Regions from separate parts of the Homo sapiens genome. Here region 2 is linked to region 1. A link is a contact called in ENCODE Hi-C or POLR2A ChIA-PET data. All regions are on one chromosome and are shown on one strand. The core of a region is the stretch at or near the end of the contact, and the rest is flanking DNA. Distances in the headings are between cores, read along the strand shown.

Evidence for each region. Hi-C counts contacts between places; a loop is a spot of excess contacts on that map. ChIA-PET counts read pairs that join two places held with the same protein, here RNA polymerase II (POLR2A). Pooled maps may share reads with other maps.
Region 2: a pooled map shows a loop between it and region 1 (3-fold over the local background). The contact joins the promoter of CDCA3 here to the promoter of SCNN1A in region 1. A Hi-C loop is called at or near these places in 6 of 50 pooled maps. POLR2A ChIA-PET finds 5 or more read pairs at or near these places in 3 of 52 experiments (HepG2, PC-9 and activated CD4-positive, alpha-beta T cell).

What each region holds. Positions count from the first base shown.
Region 1 is chr12:6,372,515-6,378,265 of GRCh38, forward strand. It overlaps SCNN1A (sodium channel epithelial 1 subunit alpha), which reads right to left and starts at 3,049. Exons shown (of 13, transcript NM_001038.6): 1 at 2,991-3,049; 2 at 1,854-2,323. The coding sequence starts at 2,269. It overlaps LOC105369626 (a long non-coding RNA gene), which reads left to right. Exons shown (of 4, transcript XR_931591.3): 4 at 641-1,061. It also overlaps a transcript of LTBR not described here. RefSeq lists enhancers at 1,456-2,060, 3,877-4,481.
Region 2 is chr12:6,848,277-6,854,027 of GRCh38, forward strand. CDCA3 (cell division cycle associated 3) reads right to left here and starts at 3,010. Exons shown (of 6, transcript NM_031299.7): 1 at 2,946-3,010; 2 at 2,557-2,733; 3 at 2,191-2,320; 4 at 1,289-1,582; 5 at 1,047-1,153; 6 at 552-922. The coding sequence starts at 2,676. The coding sequence ends at 767. It overlaps USP5 (ubiquitin specific peptidase 5), which reads left to right and starts at 3,874. Exons shown (of 20, transcript NM_001098536.2): 1 at 3,874-4,014. The coding sequence starts at 3,904. RefSeq lists silencers at 3,016-3,065, 3,736-3,845, 4,816-4,865 and enhancers at 3,226-3,505, 3,512-4,472, 3,576-3,625, 3,896-4,535.

The DNA.
Region 1 (5,751 bases), core at 1,799-4,298:
GCTTATGGCTTCCTTTCCCCGGCTTTTTCCTGGACTGTCTAGGGCCCCGCATCCAGCAGAACCTAAGAACTGTGCAGGCCTCACCCGATTCACCCCTGCCCTCCCTTTCCATCTCTCACTGACATATTTTCAACCACAAATATTTATTGAGTGCCCACTGCCCCGCCTGCTGTCCTTCCCCTTCCTGCTGGGTCCCTCCCCTCCACCAAGGCCTAAAGGGGTGAAGATGTCTGCAGGCAGCAGGGGGAGAAAAATGAGGCTAAGAGGAAGGACCCAAGAGAGCTCTGAAATGAGGCGGAAGCCACATCTGACTGGAAGTTTCATTCACTCAAAGCCCCACATCTTGGGTATTAAAAAGAGGCAGAGTTTTGGGATTAGGCGTAAACAGGATGAGTCACAGCTCAGTCACTCTCTCTGTGATGTTGTGACTTGCCTCTCTTTGCCTTAGTTTCCTCAAGTGTAAAATAGGGATAACAATAGCACCGGGCTTGTAAGATGTGAGAATGAAATGAGATACCCAAGACACCTTCGCAGCGTCTGTGCACACGGCAGCTTCCTAAGGAAATGGTCCCTACCTGGGACATTATACAGACGTTAATCAACGAAATGACCTGGCTTTTTTTTTTCTCTCTCTCTCCAGGACAGGACGTCCCACCCTTTCTTAGTCCGTAACGCACCTTTGGACATGATGGAATATACGAAGGGGCCTCCACCCACAGCATGACCAATCCCCAGCATCCAAAATCGCACACATACCAATATGTGCACACACACACTCACACCCACACCCATAAAGATTTTGCACTCCTTGAAGGTACACTAACTCACCATTTTTATCATACTTATCCCAGTGTGCCACAGTTACTGGCTTATATGCCTGTCTCTGCTATCTTATTTTATCTGTCTCCACAACACAGCAAACTACCTGGCCTTCAATAAAGGGCTTATGAATTATTCATGAATCCATTTTGCCAGGTGCCTAGCCCTGTGTCTGGCTTGAAGCAGGTGTTCCCAAGGTGTGGCATGGCTGAGTGAATACAAATAAAAGGTATACAAAAGCACTCAGCCCTGCCCTCCTCTCTTCTCCACGCTTACCACCTGCTCCGGTTTCCAGACCCAACATTGGCAAAGAGCACCGATGAAACCCAAAAGTTCAGGACACACCCAAGCACGTAAAGGTCAGGCACCTGGGCAGGTCAACAGTGCAGCATTTTAGCCTGGGTCTTTTGGGGGAAGAGCTTCACAAGGAGCTGCTCTCTAGCCTGACCCATTCTCCTTGTTCTGTAAGGCCCCTGCCCCCAGCCTTTGGGCTCACTTGCAGCCCTAACCTCCACGATCCCCCTCTTTGCTTTCTCCATAATAAATTCCCCTTCTAAACAAAGACTGACAGCACCACCTCCACAGCACCTGCACGGTCTCGCCTCCCCTCACCTAGCCTCACCCCTCCATCAGACTCTCCTGCTGAGGTGGACGAGGTCTTATACTTTGCTGGCATCTTGCTCCAGAAAAGGGATGCAGCTGAGCACACCCCTGCCCTTTTGCAAGCACTCCCTCCCACTTGCAGGAGGGAGAAGGGAATGGGAGGGAAGGAGAAGAGAGGGCAGGGGAGGGCAATGCTGCTCCAACAACCACACTCTGGGTGAGCCTGGGGTGCTAGGATGGCTCCACTGGGCAGGGACGCCAGTCCAGTAAGCTGGAGGCTCCTCATTTTGCCAGCAGTGAGCTCTACCTGGGACAGGGGTGTCAGTTCCCACCCTCAGGTCTGAGGCTCTGCCTGCCCAGTGAGCACCTCAGCACCCTGGACCACCCTTCCAGGCGCAGGCACCAGGGAAGGGGCAGAGGGACTAACCGACCTGTAGGGATTGAGGGTGCAGATGGTCACTGCGGGGAAGACGAGCTTGTCCGAGTTGAGGTTGATGTTGAGGCTGACGGGGTAGCTGAAGTACTCTCCGAAAAGCAGGCCGAATTGCCAGTACATCATGCCAAAGGTGCAGAGCCACAGCACTGCCCAGAAGGCCGTCTTCATGCGGTTGTGCTGGGAGCACACCAGGCGGATGGCGCCGTGGATGGTGGTGTTGTTGCAGAAGAACTCGAAGAGCTCTCGGTAGGAGCGGTGGAACTCGATCAGGGCCTCCTCCTCCGCCGTGGGCTGCTGGGGCGCCGCAGGTTCGGGGCCCAGCCCCTGCTCCTCACGCTTGTTCCCCTTCATGAGCCCTGGAGTGGACTGTGGAGGGCTAGAGTCCTGCTCCTCCAGCTTGTTCCCCTCCATGAGACCTGGTATGGGCTGCAGAGGTCTAGGGTCCTGCTCCTCCAGCTTGTTCCCCTTCATGAGCCCCGGAGTGGATTGGGGAGAGCAAGGGTCAGGGTCAAGGCTGAGCTCTGGGCCCTGAGTGCCCTCTCCCATCACCCCTGGAACCCGAGTGAGGCTGCCCCTGGCCATGCCCATGTCCCACCCTGCGCCCACATTCTCCCACTCCTCCCTCCCTCCTCCACCTTTCCTGGAGCCAGCAGACCTGCGGGAGTTGGGGCCAAAAGTGCCGGAGCTGGGCTTCCCTAGAACGGCCTCTCCTCTGCTTCCCTGATAGGGCCACCTTTCGAGTTTTGTCCTAGCACCTCCCTTTCTGTCTCTGCCCCCTTCCTTTGGTCTTCTTCCTCCAGGATCTGTGTCTCAGCTCCTGCCTCTCACTCCCTCTCTATCTGCCTTCTGTTTCTCTTTGGGTCTCTCCTGCTCTCCTCTTTCTGGCCTGCCTCCTCTCTCTAATCCTGCCTCTCTTCCTCTCCCCCCCTTGCCTTGCCCCCTCTCACTCTAGGCCCTCAGCTCCAGCCTCTGGCCCTGACCTCGAGCTGTGTCCTGATTCTGTCTCTGCCCCAGGACTGCAGGGCTCCAGGAGGTCTGGGCTGCCTCCAGCTTCCCACTCCCAGGTTGCGGCTGGACTGGGACTGGTTCCTTTCCAGTTGAATCTGGCAGCCAAACCTCTCCTCCCCCTCACCTGACAGGTGCAGCGGCCTGGCTGGGGAGCCCGCCCGCTGGCCGGCCAGGGATGGAAGCGACAGGAATCTCATTAGCATCTCAATTAAAGGTGAGCAGGGCGGGGGGAGGGGCTGAGGAGGAGTCAGAGCCGGGAGTTTTCCGAAGGAAGGAGGGCTCCCGAGGGCAGGTGAACTGGGAGTACTGGACCTGAGAAGGCGGACTCTGGGCAGGGGCTTTAGACGCAGACAGGCAAGGAGGCTGGGGGACAGGATGGCAGGTGAGGGGCAAAGATCTGAACAAGTAGAAGGATCCTGAGCCCACAGCTAGGAGGGCAACACAAGGAGAAGGGGCCAGCCAGGCTGAGAGGGCCTGGGTGGGGAACCGGGAGGACAGGAGGGCAGAAAGAGGGAGACAATAGAGAGGGACAGCGAAGGACAGAGAGATAGGGATGGAGGAGGGGCACTGAGTGAGTAGAGGCAGGTGGGGGGCAGTGGTGGGGGCAAATAGAAGGAGCCAGCACCAAAGGGAGTCTGTCTCCAGGAAGGAGAGCAAGGGGGGAGTCCCAAGTGTGCTTCCAGGAGCTAGAGGCTCAGCAAGTGGGCAGCCCTCCAAGGGCACCCACAGGTCAGCCTCACCCTCAGGCCCTGCAGAGAAGAGAGAAGAGGTCTCTGCAGGTCTCCTCCCCGCTCACTAAGTGGGAGCAGCGCACTCAGGTGGGATGCGTCTGCCTCCTCCTGGTCCCTCCTCTTTCCTGCTGATTCCTCGCCACCCCCTCCAACCTTGTCCAGACCCGGGAGGGGCCCAGGTGAAGCTGGGGGCTAGGCGGGGCCCTAGGACATTCTGTTCTTTTTTACACTGTTGGCTGCCAGGCCAGGAATGTGTAATCGCCCCTGCTGTGGTCACAGAGTTGCAGGAATGTGGGCAACCAGAGGCAGCGCGAGGGCCACGCAGGACACTGTGGACACAGACCCGGAGCCCAGGAAGAGGCAGGGAAAGCAGGCACTGAAGGTGCAGGGAGGATGTGGCCAGCGCTGGAAAGGAAGAGGGTGGGCATGGCACACGCCTAGACAGGCCCTGGGAGGAGGAGAAATTCGTTGATGGGCTATATTTTCTCCAAAATCTCTTTCCAAACTTAATGCAGCAAAAGGATAAGGAGTGGAGTGCCAAGTGGTGAGCAAGGAGAGAGAGGAGGGTCAGAGAATCAGACCCAAAAAGGGCTGGAGGAGACTCGGGAGAGCCACCCACACAACCCAGGCCCTGCACGCGGCAGGGAAGGCTGCCGCTTCCTCACGGGCCCCACAGGAGGCAGCCCAGAGTGCAGGAATGTGGTCACTGGCTTGTCCTGCCTCCCTCCACAAGCCAGCAGACAAAGGCCCAGCCTGAGCATTGATACACACCGGGGGAGGAGATAGGCCTGCAATACAATAAGATAAGGTTTCTATTTGTACACTTTAAAAGATTGTCTTTAAAACGGACTTCTAACAAAAGTGCAGATCTCAGATTTCTCAGAGATAAGACATAAGAGCCAAGGGCTAGGGGAGCCTAGGGGCTCACTGCAGGAGACTCAGGAAGCCTTCCCAGAGAAGGTGTCATCTCTGCTGAATCTTGACAAGCAAGGAGTTTAGCAGGCAAAGAAGAGAAAAGGCAGTACTCCAGGCTCAGGGTCCAACCTGGTCTGTGGCTTCCTCTCTTGCGGCAGTCTCTTGCGACTTCTTAAAGTGAAAGCCGGTGTCAACCAGGATTCCAAACCAGGTTCCCTTGCTTACCTTGATACTGCTCATGATACCTCCCCTTGGAAGGGACAGCTGGATTTTTCTTCATTGTCCTAATGAAGAAACTGACCCTTCCCAAGGATAAATCAGTTTTCTGAGGTTAGAAAACAAAATAGGAGCAGAGCTATAAACAGAATTCAGAATTCTCCTCCTCCTCTGGGGCTATCTACTTAGCGCTTTTGCCATTTACTTCCTGAGACAGACTCATGGGGGATCGGGGCTCAGGTGCACCTGGATGTGAAAGCCGGGAAGGCCTCCCTCACTCCCACACAGAGCCCGTGGATTCGTCTGCTCTCTGGGTGCTGGGTTATCTCCTTGGCTCTGTGAAAAGGTCTCTGCACTGTCCCCACTGCCCCACATATCCCAGAGACCCCTAGAAACTCCAGTCTCCCTTGAGCCAGGTCCTTACATTGGGCATGGTCCTCCCTGCAATAAGGTGCTCAGCACCCTGGCTGTTTGATCTCAAAGGTTCTGAAAAGCACCTCCCTGCCTTTTCTATTTGCCAGCTCATGCCTGAAATCCAACCACTAGCTTAAGGCAGCATGGCAAATAGTTTTCATATCAAGGGCTCTGTGAGAAGAATTGCAATGCCTGGTCTGGGCTGAGCCAAAGGGTGGTGACCCTGCCACGTCCTGCCGGGTATGGGAGTGGCAATGCGAGCCTAGTGCTGCAGCATTCTAGACCTGGAGCGGGCTAGAACAGGCTTGGTGTTGTGAGGAAAATAGAAATCTGAGACCTGGACTTTGGTCAGAAGTCCATTTTAAAGATGATCTTTTAAAGTGTACAAATAATACACAAATATGTTTTTGTCACAGTACAATTTTTCAGCAATACAGAAGTATATAGAGCTTCCCTTAGTCCCCTTCCTTTCCCTCCCCAAAGGGGAGCCACCATAATTTGTATATCTGTCTATATCTTTTTGTGTGCCTTTATAAACTTACATGTATTTTTAAAAAACAAAATATATAGTTCTTTTTTATGACAGAGACCATGCTATAGGTATGTTTC
Region 2 (5,751 bases), core at 1,760-4,259, 480 kb after region 1:
AGGAAGTTGAGGCTGCAGTGAGCTGTGATCGTGCCACTGCACTCCAGCCTGGGTGACAAGAGCAAGACCCTGCCTCTAAAAAACAAGCAAACAAACAAAATGTGGAATCACCAGGATTTAGTGACCAAATGCTAGGATATAGGACATTGGGAGGGAAGGATTCGAGATAATGGCCAAGGTTTGGGTTTGGTGGCTGGGTAGATAATGCTGTCATTCACAAGGATAGGGAAGAGGGAATGAGGAATAGCTTTTGGGGGAAGATCATAAATTCAGTTTTAGACAAACTGACTTTGAAGTACTTATAAAGCAGCTGGATAAAGGTCAGGGTTAGAGAGAGAGACCTGAAAGTTACCAGAATATAGGGAAGTGATAGCTAAAGCCCTAGAAGTAAACACCCAGGGAGAGCAGGGCCAAGGACAGAGCCATAGGGACACCATGGTTAAAGGGAGATGTGCAAAGAAGGCTCAGAGCATCAGTGGGCTCAGGCCAGGGAACGCAAGCTCTCTAGGCCGCCATTCTACACACAGAAAACTCGGTGCAAGGTTTACATATACCTTTTTAAAGTAACATTTAAAATTACTTCCTTTAATATAAAAGAAACACACAAGACACAAAGAAAGCCCAATAAAGCTGTGAGTCCCAGTTTGGTAGCTGAGGAGGAGTCTAAGAAAACAAGCCATTCCTCAGTATCCCTGGGAAAGAAGGGGTGAGAGGACACAGATATCACCAGGCCCTGGGTGACTGCATTGCTGGGGCCATGCAGGGCCTAGCTCTCCACCAAGGGAAAGTGCTGATTTTCCTTGTCATGGTCCTGGCCTTGCTCCCATGCTCGTCCTCCAGTTTTCAGAAGTCGTCCAGTTCCAAGAATGGCTCCTTCCTTTAGTTCACTAACATTTTCACTTAGGGGTGAAGGCCGCTTACCCTGAAAACGGCAGTGTATGAGTTGGGGGGAGTTGCTGTTCAGAAGAGGGAAGATCTGGGTAAAAGGGTCTCCCACCCTCTACGTTGGATATCCTAGTAACAGCTTGCACTTTCTCTTCCTTTACCTGTCGTAGTGTCAGGGTGCCAGGGGAGTTGTCATCCTGCAGGATGGTGAGGGGGGATCTCCCTAGTACCTTGCTGCTGTTTGGTTTCCATCTATTGCGCATAGAACCTGGGGTGGGTAAGGCGTTAAAGCAAGGACCCAAAACTAGGACTTACAGTTTATTCCTCCCACACTCACCCATGGACCTTATCCCAAAACATTATCCTAGTTTATCTTCCCTGCATCTTGCCTTAGATTCTGTACCTGAAGATCTGGGAGTCTCAGGGTCCCTTGAGGGCTTGTCGGAGCTCTGGCTGGCCACAGGGGTTTCTGTGGGCTGTCTTGCTTCCTCCTTGGAAAACACCTGTTTGGAGGGGAACTCAGTCTGGTTCCAAGGTGGCATCTGTTCCTCAACAGATAACTGGGTACCCAGAGGCAAGTCCAATTCAGAAGATAAAGGTGCCTCTGGGGGCAGAACAGGCTCTGGGGGAAGATTTGATTTAGAGTCTTCAGTTTCAAATACTTCACTCAGCTGTTTCACCAGTGGGCTTGGGGGGTCTAGAGGAAGAAAGTGAAGTGAACAGTGACCTTCTGATACACAACATTCAGCAAGGAGCAAAACATACAGAAACCCAGGACTCATGCCCAGGAGGGTGAGCAAGTGGGAAGAGAGAAATCAAGGAAATCAAGGTGAAAGGGAGCAATTTTTTTTTTTTTTGAGATGGGGCTTGCTCTGTCCCCCAGGCTGGAGTGCAGTGGCGTGATCACAGTTCACTGCAGCCTTGACCTTGTGGGCTCAAGCAATCCTCCCACTTCAGCCTCCTGAGTAGCTGGGATCACAGGCCCATGCCACCGTGCTTTTGTGTGTGTGTGTGTGTGTTATGTGTGTGTATTTTTTCTAGAGATGGGGTTTTGCCATGTTGCCTAGGCTGGTCTTGAACTCCTGGGCTCAAGCGATCTGACCACCCCGGCCTTCCAACGTGCTGGGATTACAGGCATGAGCCACCGCACCCAGGCTGGGAACAAAATATTGAGATAAGAGTGAGATGGGTCCGAAGCAGGAGGATAGAGGCCCCTTTAAGGAACCCTGAGAGAATGGCTTCATGGACCCTACCCAAGAATAATAGATGACAGCTTCATCAGCATTCCCTGGGCCCAACGCTTACCTCCACTGCTGGTCTTCATAGGTGTCCGTGCAATACCAAGAGTAGGAGAGCGGGGATCTGAGTCCTGGGCATGTTTAAGACCCTCCAGTTGCTCCCCTGCTGGTAGGCCTGGCTGTGGAGAGCTCTCCACCTGTCAAGACCATAGGCTAGAACAAGTCTGGGCCCTGACTCTTCTCTCCTCTCCTCCCCATATTCCAGGAAGGAATTGCCAAGGCCCTCAGATATCCAGCCTACCCCACACAGATTGAGATTGCAGAAAATAAGGCTAGGATAAGGGTGGGGTCATGACGGCTCTCTCAAAATCAGGTTAGGAAGAGACCCAAGAATTCAGACATTCTCTGCCTTTCCCACGCTGGCCCAGAGTACCTGGATGGGAGTGCGCAGGATGCCAGCACTAGGTGAACGGGGGTCCGCCACTCGAGCCAGATGCTTGTTGTGCGGCGGAGGCCGCGCTGGTGTGACTGGGACGCTCTTGGCTGAGCCCATCTCAACCAGGAGTTGCAGGGTGGGGGCAAGGGCCAGCCCGGGACGAGGAGGGAATGCCTGTGAGAAGTGACTCAGGTCTCAGCCCTTATCTCTTCCACGTCGGACCTTCAACCCTAAACCACCCTGTCTTCCCAGTTTCCAGTGAAGAAACTTCCTGGCGAGGGACCAGAGGCCTCTGCGGAGTTAATGACTGCTGCAGCTGACAAAATGGCTCGTTCTGGGCCTGCTGAGCCCTCTAACTTATTTATTAAATTATTCAAATCACTTACCGGGCCCCAATTCCACCTCTGGATGCACAACAGCTCGTGGCTCAACTCCCGAAGTTACCAGTTTCAAACTTCCCGCCACGCCCCCTGCCCTGACCCTATTGGCTGAGCCGACGTAGTTCCCATAGGCCCTCCACGTAAGACCCGCCTCGAGCCAAAGGAAGCTGTTGGTCTGGGAGAACGTCTATCATGGTGACTGTAGGTGTCAATGGACTGATGCTAGGCTTGCCCAGGGGTGACGCCTCCTTGATAAGGGTACTTCTGTTCAGTATCGGCCTGCGAGCCGTCCGTGGCAGGCTGAGGAGTGCCAGTCTTCGCTTTCGAGACGTCTAGTCTCAAGAACGAATTATTAAACAAAATAGAATCATGAGTGATTACACTATTATGCGCACATCCAGCTGGAGTTGTGATGGTTTTCCTGAGGCGAGCGATAGTAGCTTTATTGGTTGACAGCTGTATCAGTCACTCGACACAACCCCCTCAAGCTCCGCCTCACTGGATACCCCCTTTACAAATACCAAGACAACTGTCCCTCGACTTTCCGACCGGACAGGTCCCCAGGAAACTTTCTGGAATTGAGAGGCCTAAAACAACCGTCAGTTCCTGCTCTTCAATAGAAGGCACGCGAATGGACTCTAAGGGTCCCGGAGCCGGAGCAGCTGCGGAGCCGCAGCAGCTGCAACCCCGAAGCCCACCTAGCTGCTCTACGTGCGCTCCCGCCCTGGAGGAGTGGGATTGGTTCTTTCAACCATCAATTGCCTTAGGAGCGCTTCTCATTGGCGTCAGTCAAGCGCGGGGCAGGGGCGGAGCACCGGCAGGCAGGCTCCGTCCAACTGCCATTCTCGCGCGTCGTCTCCGCGGCGCATGCCCCTAACGAGTGGCGCTCATTGGACGGGAGGGGCAGGGGAGGGGACTGGGAACGGTGGGAGCCGCCGTGTGTGGAGAAGCTGCTGCCGGTGTCATGGCGGAGCTGAGTGAGGAGGCGCTGCTGTCAGTATTACCGACGATCCGGGTCCCTAAGGCTGGAGACCGGGTCCACAAAGACGAGTGCGCCTTCTCCTTCGACACGCCGGTAAGCCCATTCCCCACGCCCGCAACGAGCACGACTTCCTTCCATCGCCCTGGTCATTCCGCTGGGGCCTGCAAGGCTTGGGCTACCGCCTCCCTGCGATGCACCATGGGACTTGTAGTCTCCCACGCTCCACTCTGCCGTTGCCTTTCATTAACTGCGGCTGTCGTGTGACTACCGTCCCCGGAAGCCGCCGCGCTCACCTCTCCGGCTCCCCGCTTCGTGGAGCACTGTGGGCATTGTAGTCACTCACTGCCTTCGTTGCCGTTCTAAGCTAGGGGCGCAGCCCGACCGTCGGACTACATCCCCCAAGTGGACCCTTGAGAAAACCTGGCAGTCGGCCTTGTCTGCCGCGCACGGCTCTCCGGGTTTTGTAGTCTCGTGTAGGAGTGATGGGGACGACTCCCCACTGTTCTCGGCCGGGGTTGGAGTTGGGGGGTGGGGACCGCAGTTCCTAGGCGGTTAATAGTCTGGGAGTGGACTCTCAAGAAGTCCGATTCTGAGAAAGGCAGAGAGCCTCCACCCCGTGGTTAAAACAGACAGGGGGCGGGGAGGGGAGGAAAGAGGAGAGGAAAGCTCTAGTCGTTTCTCCTTTGAAGTGAGCAATGGCCGCAGCCCCCACCCTTCCCCCCGCCCCCCAGCCTATCACAGACAGCTGAGATAACCCCTTTTAAAGTATTCCTAGAGAGGTGGTTTCTTTCTCGGAGGATGCTAAGGCCTCTTTCCCATCCCGCTCCCACTCTTGGCTAGTTACACAAAGCCACCTCCCACACCATGCTTCACGTTTTGCAGGCTCCACCTGGTACCTCCCTTCCTGCAGTTCTGCCTTCCCTATGTCACCCTCAAGCGGAGGCCCTTTGGGGCCTGAACTGAGAAGGCAGCAGCTTGGTTGGGATCCGCCCCCCTCACCACCCCTCCCCTCAAGCTGCTGTGCCCTGCCCAGTGTATTCTGCCAGAACCAGCTCATGGCCTGAAAACTGCAAGTCAGAGTGGAAAGCCTTCATTACTGCATCACCAGTACTGAGTAGAACAGCATGATGTGAGGCCCAGTTCAGGATCATCACTGTGATTTGTGGTTTGCTTGGTTTGCTAGGCTTTGATCTGGGCCTCAGACAATGTGCTGCTTCTCTGAAGTCTGGCTTTGGCAGAGGTAAAAGAGCACTGCGCGGAGCAGAGCTCCGGGGTTCCCAATCCTTGGTGAAATCAGCATCTTTAATTTCCAACAGAGGAGTTTAATCACTTCAGAGCTCCCACATTCTTCCCAGGAGGGAAAGGTTTTTCTTAAATTACCAGCAGGTGGTAGAAGTCAGTGGGTCCCTCTTTACACTTTTATTCACTCCTGTCTCTCTCCTTAGTAACTGCTTTGAATAATCCAAAAAGGGTTTTTGTAATCTTCTGAAACTTTCCCTTTTTCACCCCAAGTCAAGAGATTTTCAGTGTGCCCTAGTTCTTTGCTAACCAACTTCCAGCATATTTGGTTACCTTCAAATTGGGCTCATGGTAGAAAGAGCTTAGTTGACCTCCCCGGTGAGAAATGCTCTATTTGTTCATGAACTTGCAGTACACACTGTTCCTAGGAAGTGGTACAGAGCAATCTATGGGACCAAGAACTACCTTAGACAGTGCACTATTTTTCATATCACAGCAGAGAAATGTTCAAGGCCACTGAGACTTTTATTCCTGGAAGAGGATGTCTGTTGTTGCTCAAAGCCTTGGATCTGAGGGAAGACCCTTATTGTC